2 separate regions of the Homo sapiens genome follow, and region 1 is linked to region 2. The links are chromatin loops, found by intact Hi-C in ENCODE. Cell type or tissue: heart right ventricle. All regions are shown on one strand.

Evidence for each region. Peaks named below come from ENCODE experiments on the same cell type or tissue, not always from the same donor. Only the 100,000 strongest peaks of a DNase experiment are listed, where the experiment ranks them.
Region 1: a loop joins it to region 2, with 9 times the contacts of the local background. A loop is called at or near these places in 1 of 110 quality-filtered maps.

The regions. Positions count from the first base shown.
Region 1 is chr3:4,159,462-4,164,461 of GRCh38, reverse strand. It overlaps a transcript of SUMF1 not described here. Among named protein-coding and RNA genes, the nearest start is that of SETMAR, 140 kb to the left of the region's middle. In heart right ventricle, no CTCF peak of the experiment used is centred here; a DNase peak (open chromatin) is centred at 2,105.
Region 2 is chr3:4,210,558-4,215,557 of GRCh38, reverse strand. It overlaps a transcript of SUMF1 not described here. Among named protein-coding and RNA genes, the nearest start is that of SETMAR, 90 kb to the left of the region's middle. In heart right ventricle, no CTCF peak of the experiment used is centred here; no DNase peak of the experiment used is centred here.

The DNA of each region.
Region 1 (5,000 bases), 51 kb after region 2:
CTGCCCCAGAGGGCAAAGTTTCTTTGGGCCAGAAGCCCCCAACCGGATGATCCAACAACAGAACTGAGGGTGCCTGGGGTAAGCGCCAGCTCATGTCATCACCCTCACTGAGCCCCGGGTACGTTTAACCATTGAGGGCCAGGAAATTGACTTCCTCCTGGACACTGGCATGGCCTTCTCAGTGTTAATCTCCTGCCCTGGACAGCTGTCCTCAAGGTCCATTACCATCCTAGGAATCCTGGGACAGCTTGTAACCAGGTATTTCTCCCACCTCCTCAGTTGTAATTGGGAGACTTTGGTCTTTTCACATGCCTTTCTTGTTATGCCTGAAAGTCCCACACCGTTATTAGGGAGGGACATATTAGCCAAAGCTGGAGCTATTATCTATATGAATATGGGGAACAAGTTACCCATTTGTTGTTCCCTACTTGAGGAGGGAATCAGTACCATCAAGCTATTCATCAAATAGCCAGTGGTTCTAACAGTTTTGCTGACTTTCTGTTTGGCTTCTCACAGGTGATTCTCAGTACAGGCTTGTGTGTGTTCCAGGGCAGGGCTGTAGAAATGGAAAATATATGGTCTTCCCCACTCCTTTCCAAGGTAATTCATAGAAAAATATAAGATGATGGCTGTCTATTAGAAGACTGATGTTGGAAATTAAGAAACAGGTTCAAACCTAACAATACATCTTGATCTCCCTTTATGATGTGGACTGGTAAAATTGAAAGAACAGGGAGTGGCAGTTAGGAAACCCAGATGTTGTTTTAACTCTGCCCCACTCACTCTAGACCTTGAGCATGGCACTTACCTTTCATAGGCTTCAATTTCCTCTCATACAAAGGAGCTGGAAGACTGTTCCTTTACAGAAATGTCTGAGAAAGTGGGTCCAAGGACAGTATCCTGGATGTCAGTACAAGAAAACCAGAATATCAACAAAGAGATAGAAGAAAGATCCTGTAATAGGTCTTTGAGAGATACATTGGAGAGATTTTCTTACATCTTTATAAAGTCTTTATAAATTCCCATCCTCCCTCCCTCCCTCCCTCCCTCCCTCCCTCCCTCCCTCCCTCCCTCCCTCCCTTCCTTCCTTCCTTCCTTTCTCTCTCTCTCTGTCTCTCTCTCTCTCTCATCTGCATGAAAAGGAAGGTTAAAAAGGGGCAAGGAGATTAAGTCTGCTTTGGTACAATAAAAACAAGGAGAGATAATTGGTTGTTGGAGTGTTTTTGTTTCTCTTCTCTTCAATAGGCAAAGTGCAGTGACCCGGAAACCCTAGCAGTCTACCGGGAGAAGAGTGGAGGCTACATTTCCTAGGTGTAGCAGTAGACAGTGATTTTTTTTTTCAGGCTGCTGCTTAGTTCAACACCCAATGACTTTACATCAGACATTTGTACATTTTTGATCCATACTGGGCATTTTTCTTCCTTCAGTTGGGCTAAATAAGAACTTTACATTTTTAGGGTGCCAGCAATGGGCACTAACGTGATGAGTTTGTAGTTCTGTGAAGCATTCCACATTTTTCATTTTTCTTTCATTACTTTCAAAACCTTTTTTTTTTTATGAGGGAGGCACAGTGAGATGGCTGAGTAGAAGCCTCCACTGATTGTCCCCGCAACAGGAACACCAAACTTAACAACTATCCACACAAAAAAGCACCTTCATAAGAACAAAAAATCAGGTGAGTGATCACAGTACCTGGTTTTAACTTCATATCACTGAAAGAGGCATTGAAGAGGGCAGGAAAGACACCCTTGAATTACTGACACCACCTCACTCCCATCCTTCTGGCAACAGCCGCATGGCATGAAGACAGAATATGTATGCTTGTGGGAGGACAATGCAGTGACTGAAGGACTTTACATTGAAACTCAGTGCTGTGCTGTCACAGTAGAAAGCAACACCAAGCTGAACTCAGCTGATGTCCACGGAGGAAGCATAGACAGGCCCTAGCAAGAGGGGCATTACCCATCTCAGCAATCAGAACTTGAGTTTTGGTAAGCCTTGCCACTGCTGGGTAAAGGGCTCTGGGTTCCTAAATAAACTTGAAAGGCAGTCTAGGCCACAAGGACTGCAAGTCCTAGTCAAGTCCTAGTCATGTGCTGGGCTCAGAGCCAGTGGATCTGGGGGACATGCAACCTAGTGAGACACCAGACAGGGCAGCCAAGAGAGTGCTTTACCACTCCTCCCCCAACCTCAGGTAGCGCAGCTTGCTGCTCCAAAAGAAACTCCTTTCTTCCACTTGAGGAGAGGAGAGGGAGGAGTAAAGAGGACTTTGTCTTGCAACTTGGATATCAGCTCAGCCACAACAGGATAGGGCATTAGACAGAGTTGTGAGGCCCCCATTCCAGGCCCTAGCTCTCAAATGATATTGCTAGGTACACCCTGCACCAGAAGGGAAACTGCTGCCTTGAAAGAAAGGACCCAGTCCTGGGCAGGATTAATCACCTGCTGACTAAAGAGCCCTTGGGCCCTGAAAAATCAGCAGTGGTAGCCCGGTAATACATGCTGTGGGCCTTGGGTGAAACTCTGAGATGTGCTGGCTTCCAGTGTGACCCAGCACATTTCCAGCAGTGATGGCTATGAGAAGAGACTCATTCTGCTTGAGAAAAAGCATAGGGAAGAGTAAAGGGGACTTTGTCCTGCAACCCAGGTGCCAGCTCAGCCACAGTGGGGTAGGGCACCAAATAGGCTTTGAGGGAGTCCCTGATTCTAGGTCTTGGCTCTTAGATGGCATTTCTGGACCTGCCCTAGATCAGAGGGGAGCCCACTGCCCTGAAGGGTGAGTGTCAGGCCTGGCAGCATTCACCAGAAGCTGACTGAAGAGCTGTTGGGCCCTAAGTGAACATTGGTGGTAGTCTGGCAGTACTCTCTGTGGGCCTATAATGGTGACAGCTATGGAGAGAGACTCCACTCCCCATGGAAAGGGGAGGGAAAGTGGGAAGGACTTTGTCTTACGATTTGTGTGCCAACTCAGTTGGTAGAATAGAGCACCAGGTAGATTTCTAAGGTTTCCAACTCCAGGCCCTGGCTACCAGACTGCATCTCTGGACCCACCGAGGGCCTGGGAGAACTCACTGACCTGAAAGGAAGGACACAAGCCTTGCTGGCTTTCCCACCTGCTGATTGTAGAGGGCCTTGAACAAACATAGGTGGTAGCCAGGTAGTAGTTACTGGGCAAGATCCAGTGCTGTGTCTGACCCAGTGTAGTTTCAGTGTTGGTACCCACAGGGGTGCTTGTGTCACCCTCCCCTAGCTCCAGGCAGCACAGCACAAAGAGAGAGACTCCGTTTGTCTGGGAGAAAGTAAGGGAAGAGAACAAGAGTCTCTGTCTGGTAATCCACAGAACACTTCTGGATCTTACCTAAGACCATCAAGGTGGTATCTCTATGAATCTGAGCATTACTGGGCTTGGGGTGTTCCCTGAAGCAGATACAGCTGCAATGACTAAAAATTTAGATCACAATACCCAATTTCTTTTGAATACCTGGAAAGCCTTCCCAAGAAGGATGGGTACATCTGTGAAGCCCAAACTGTGAAGACTACAATAAATAACTCTTCAATGTCCAGACACTAAACAACATCCACAAGCATCAAGGCCATGTAGGAAAACATGACCTCACCAAACAAACTAAATAAGAGACTAAGGACTAATTCCAAGGAGACAGAAATATGTGACCTTTCAGACAGAGAAGTCAAAATAGCTGTTTTGAAGAAACACAAAGAAATTAGAGATAACACAGAGAAGGAATTCAGAATCCTATCAGATAAATTTAACAAAGAGATGGAAATAGTGAAAAAGAATCAAGCAGAAATTTTGGAGTTGAAAATGCAATTGACATACTGAAGAATGCATCAGGGTCTCTTAATAGCAGAAGTGATCAAACAGAAGACAGAATTAGTGAGCTTGAAGAGAGAGTATTTGAAAATACACAGCAGAGGAGATGCAAGAAATAAGAATAAAAGAGAATGGACCAAAGCGGGCAGATCACTTGAGGTCAGGAGTTCGAGATCAGCCTGGCCAACATGGTGAAATCCCATCTCTACTAAAAATACAAAAATTAGCTGGGTGTGGTGGCTCATACTTGTAGTCCCAGCTACTTGGGAGGCTGAGGCAGGAGAATTGCTTGAACCTGGGAGGCGGAGATTGCAATGAGTCAAGATTGTACCACTGCACCCCAGCCTGGGTGACAGAGTGAGACTCTGTCTCAAAAAAGAAAGAAAAAGAATAGAGCATGCCTATAAAATCTAGAAAATAGATTCAAAAGGGCAAATCTAAGAGTTATTGGCCTTAAAGAGGAGGTAGAGAAAGAGATAGGGGTAGAAAGTTTATTTGAAGCAGTGATAACAGAGAGTTTTCCAAACCTAGAGAGATATCGATATTTAACTATAAGAAGGTTAAAGAATACCAAACAGATTTGAACTAAAGAAGGCTACCCCAAGGCATTTAATAATCAAACTCCCAAATGTCAAGGATAAAGAAAGGATTCTAAAATAAGCAAGAGAAAAGAAACAAATAACATACAATTGTGCTCCAATGTGTTTGGCAGCAGACTTTTCAGTGGAAACTGTATAGGCCAGGATAGAATGGCATGACATATTTAAAGTGCTCTGGGAAAAAAACTTTTACCCTAGAATAGTATGTCCAGTGAAAATATCCTTCAAACATAAAAGAGAAATTAAGACTTTCTCAGGCAAACAAAAGCTGAGGGATTTCATCAACACCAGGTCTGTCCTATAAGAAATGCTAAAACGCAGTTCCTTAATCTGAAAAGGGTTAAGAAAAGGATGTTATTTAACAATAAGAAGTCATCTGAAGGTACAAACCTTACTGGTAGTAGTAAGTACACACAGAACCACAGAATAGTATTACACTGTAATTGTGGTGTATGAACTATTCATATCTAAGTAGAAAGATGAAAAGATGAACTGATCAAAAAAAAACTACAACTTTTTGAGACATAGTACAGTAAGATATAAATAGAAAAAACAAAAGGTTTAAAACT
Region 2 (5,000 bases):
TTGCCTGATTGCCCTGGCCAGAACTTTCAATACTATGTTGAATAGGGGTGGTGAGAGAGGGCATCCTTGCCTTGTGCTGGTTTTCAAAAGGAATGCTTTCAGCTTTTGCCCATTCAGTATGATATTGGCTGTGGGTTTGTCATAAATAGCTCTTATTATTTTGCGATGCATCCCACCAATACCTAGTTAATTTAGTTTTTAGCATGAAGGGATGTTGAATTTTATTGAAGACCTTTTCTGCATCTATTGAGATAATCATGTTGTTTTTGGCATTGGTTCTGTTTATGTGATGGATTATGTTTATTGATTTGCATATGTTGAACCAGCCTTGCATCCCAGAGATGAAGCCGACTTGATCGTGGTGGATAAGCATTTCATGTGCTGCTGGATTTGGTTTGCCAGTATTTTATTGAGGATTTTTGCATCGATGTTCGTCAGGGATATTGGCCTGAAATTTTCCTTTTTTGTTGTGTCTCTGCCAGATTTTGGTATCAGGATGATGTTGGCCTCATAAAATGAGTTAGGGAGGATTCCCTCTTTTTCTATTGTTTGAAATCATTGCAGAATGAATGGTACCAGCTCCTCTTTGTACCTCTGATAGAATTTGGCTGTGAATCCATATGGTCCCGGAACTTTTTTTGGTTGGTGGGCTATTAATTACTGCCTCAATTTTAGAACTTGTTATTGGTCTATTCAGGGATTTGATGTCTTCCTGGTTTAGGGTTGGGAGGGTGTATGTGTCCAGGAATTTATTCATTTTTTCTAGGTTTTTTAGCTTATTTTCGCAGAGGTGTTTATAGTAATCTCTGATGGTGGTTTGGATTTCTGTGGGATCAGTGGTAATATCCCCTATATGATTTTTTATTGCATATATTTGGTTCTTCTCTCTATTAGTCTTGCTAGTGGTCTATCTATTTAGTTGATCTTTTCAAAAAACAGCTCCTGGGTTCATTGATTTTTTGAAGGGTTTTTCGTGTCTCTGTCTCCTTCAGTTCTGCTCTGATCTTAGTTATTTCTTGTCTTCTGCTCGCTTTTGAATTTGTTTGCTGTTGCTTCTCGAGTTCTTTTCATTGCGATGTTAGGGTGTCAATTTTAGATCTTTCCTGCTTTCTCTTGTGGGCATTTAGTGCTATAAATTTCCCTTACACAGTGCTTTAAATGTGTCCCAGATATTCTAGTACATTGTGTCTTCATTCTCATTGGTTTCAAAGAACATCTATTTGTGCCTTCATTTTGTTATTTACTGAGTAGTCATTTGGGAGCAGGTTGTTAAGTTTCCATGTGGTTGTTCAGTTTTGAGTGAGTTTCTTAATCCTGAGTTCTAATGTGATTGCACTGTGGTCTGAGAGACTGTTTGTTATGATTTCCGTTCTTTTGCATTTGCTGAGGAGTGTTTTCCTTCCAATTATGTGGTCAATTTTAGAATAAGTGTGATGTGGTTCTGAGAAGAATGTATATTCTGTTGATTTGTATGGAGAGTTCTGTAGATATCTATTAGGTCTGCTTGGTCCAGAGCTGAGTTCAAGTCCTGAATATCCTTGTTAATTTTCTGTCTCATCGATCTGTCTAATATTGACAGTGGGATGTTTAAGTCTCCCATCATTATCGTGTGGAAGTCTGAGTCTCTTTGTAGGTCTCTAAGAACTTGCTTTATGAATCTGGATCCTCCTGTATTGGGTGCATATATATTTAGGGTAGTTAGCTGTTCTTGCTGCATTGATCCTTTTACCATTATGTAATGGCCTTCTTTGTCTCTTTTGATCTTTGTTGGTTTAAAGTCTGTTTTATCAGAGACTGGGATTGCAACTCCTGCTTTTTTTGCTTTCCATTTGCTTGGTAAATATTCCTCCATCCCTTTATTTTGAGCCTATGTGTGTCTTTGAACATGAGATGAGCCTCCTGAATACAGCACACTGATGGGTCTTGACTCTATCCAATTTGCCAGTCTGTGCCTTTTAATTGGGGCATTTAGCCCATTTACATTTATGGTTAATATTGTTATATGTGAATTTGGTCTTACCATTATGATGCTAGCTGGTTGTTTTGCCTGTTAGTTGATGCAGTTTCTTCATAGTGTTGATGGTCTTTATATTTTGGTTTGTTTTTGCAGTGGCTGGAACTGGTTGTTCCTTTCCATGTTTAGTGCTTCCTTTAGGAGCTCTTGTAACGCAGGCCTGGTGGTGACAAAATCTTAAAGCATTTGCTTGTCTGTAAAGGATTTTATTTCTCCTTGGCTTATGAAGCTTAGTTTGACTGGATATGAAATTCTCGGTTGAAAATTCTTTTCTTTAAGAATGTTGAATATTGGCCCCCACTCTCTTCTGGCTTGTAGGGTTTCTGCAGAGAGATTTGCTGTTAGTCTGATGGGCTCTCCTTTGTGTGTAACCCGACCTTTCTCTCTGGCTGCCCTTAACATTTTTTCCTTAATTTCAACCTTGGTGAATCTGATGATTATGCGTCTTGGGGTTGCTCTTCTTGAGGAGTATCTTTGTGGTGTTCTCTGTATTTCCTGAATTTGAATGTTGGCCTGTCTTGCTGGGTTGGGGAAGTTCTCCTGGATAATATCCTGAAGAGTGTTTTCCAACTTGGTTCCATTCTCCCTGTCACTTTCAGGTACACCAATCAAACACAGGTTTGGTCTTTACACATAGTCCCATATTTCTTGGAGGCTTTGTTTGTTCGTTTTTATAATTTTTTCTCTAATTTTGTCTTCTCGCTTTATTTCATTAATTTGATCTTGAATAACCGATATCCTTTCTTCCACTTGATCAATTCGGCTATTGATACTTGTGTATGCTTCCCAAAGTTCTTGTGCTGTGTTTTTCAGCTCCATTAGATCATTTATGTTCTTCTGTAAACTGGTTATTCTAGTTAACAATTCGTGTAACCTTTTTTCAATGTTCTTAGCTTTCTTGCATTGAGTTACAGCATGCTCCTTTAGCTCAGAGGAGTTTGTTATTTACCACCTTCTAAAGCTTACTTCTGTCAATTCATCAAACTCATTCTCTGTCCATTTTTGCTCCCTTGTTGGCGAGTAGTTGTGATCCTTTGGAGAAGAGGCATTCTGGTTTTTGGAATTTTCAGACTTTTTGTGCTTGTTTCTCCCCATTTTTGTAGATTTATCTACCTTTGGTCTTTGATGTTGGTGACCGTCGGATAGGGTCTTTGAGTGGACGTGCTATTCCTTTCTTTTTGTTAGCTTTCCTTCTAACAATCAGGCCCCTCTGCCGCAGGTCTGCTGGAGTTTGCTGGAGGTCCACTCCCGATGCTGTTTGCCTGGGTATCACCAGTGGAGGCTGCAGAACAGCAAAGATTGCTGACTGTTCTTTCCTCTGGAAGTTTTGTCCCAGAGGGGCATCTGCCAGATGCCAGCCAGAGCTCTCCTGTATGAGCTGTCTGTCGGCCCCTACTGGGAGGTGTCTCCCAGTCAGGATACACGGCGGTCAGGGACCCACTTGAAGAGACAATCTGACCCTTAGCAGAGCTCGAATGCTGTGCTGGGAGGTCTGCTCCTCTCTTCAGAGCCATCAGGCAGGGACGTTTACATCTGCTGAAGCTGTGCCCACAGCCACCCCTTCCCCAGGTGCTCTGTCCCTGGGAGATGGGGGTTTTATCTGTAAGTCCCTGACTGGGGTTGCTGCCTTTTTTTCAGAGATGCCCTGCCCAGAGAGGAGAACTCTGGCAGTTTGGCTGCGGAGGCCTTGCTGAACTGCAGTGGGCTCCTCCCAGTTCGAACTTCCTGGCTGCTTTGTTTACACTATGAGCATAAAACCACCTACTCCTTGCTAAGACTTGATGTATTATCAGTTCTTATAATTTTAGCCAATCTGGTGAGGATGAAGTGATATTTAATTGTGGTTTTACCTTATAGTACCAATACCTTGTAGTTTATAGTCTAATGGCATCTTTTGGAGAATTGAAGATCTTAATTTAAATGAAGTTGAACTTGTCTATGTTTTTTAAATGATTGGAGTTTTCTGTGTCCGGTTTAAGTAATCTTCCTTACCTCAAGGTCATGAAGATATTCTCTTATATTTTCCTCTGGAAGCTTTATTATTTTCTCTTTCATGTTTACCTCTTTCAAAAGCTGGAGGCCATTATCTTAGCAAACTAATGCAGGAATAGAAAATAAAATACTGCATGTTCTCACTTATTAATTGGAGCTAAATGATGAGAACACATGGACACAGAGAGGGGAACAACACATACTAGGGCCAACTGGAGGGTGGAGGTTAGAGGAAGGAGAGGATCAGGAAAAATAACTAATGGGTACTAGGCTTAGTACCTGGGTATATTAGTCAGGGTTCTCTAGAGAAACAGAACTAATAGGATATATATATATATATATATATATGTATGTATGTATATGTATATGTATATATATGTGTGTATATATATGTATATATATGTATATGTATATATGTGTGTGTGTGTGTATATATATATATATATATGGGAGTTTATTAAGGAGTATTAACTCACACAATCACACGGTCCTGCAACAGGCCATCTGCAGGCTGAGGAGCAAGGAAACCAGTCTGAGTCCCAAAGCTGAAGAACTTGGAGTTGATGTTTGAGGACAGGAAGCCTCCATCACAGGAGAAAGATGTATGCTGGGAGGCTATGCCAGTCTAGCCTTTTTATGATTTTCTGCCTGCTTTATATCCTGGCTGTATTGGCAGCTGATTAGGTGGTGCCCACCCAGATCAAGGGTGGGTCTGCCTTTCCCAGCCCAGCGACACAAATGTTAATCTCCTTTGGGAACACCCTCACAGACACACTCAGGATCAATACTTTGCATCCTTCAACCCAATCCAGTTGACACTCAGTGTTAACCATCACATGGGGTGATGAAATAATCTGTATAATAAATGCCCATGTTACAAGTTTACCTGTGTAAAAAACATGCACATATACCCCTGAACTTAAAAGTTAAAAAAAAATTTTTGTGCATTGTGGAATTTAAGAGTCAAGGTTCCTCTTTCTCCATATAGTTTTCC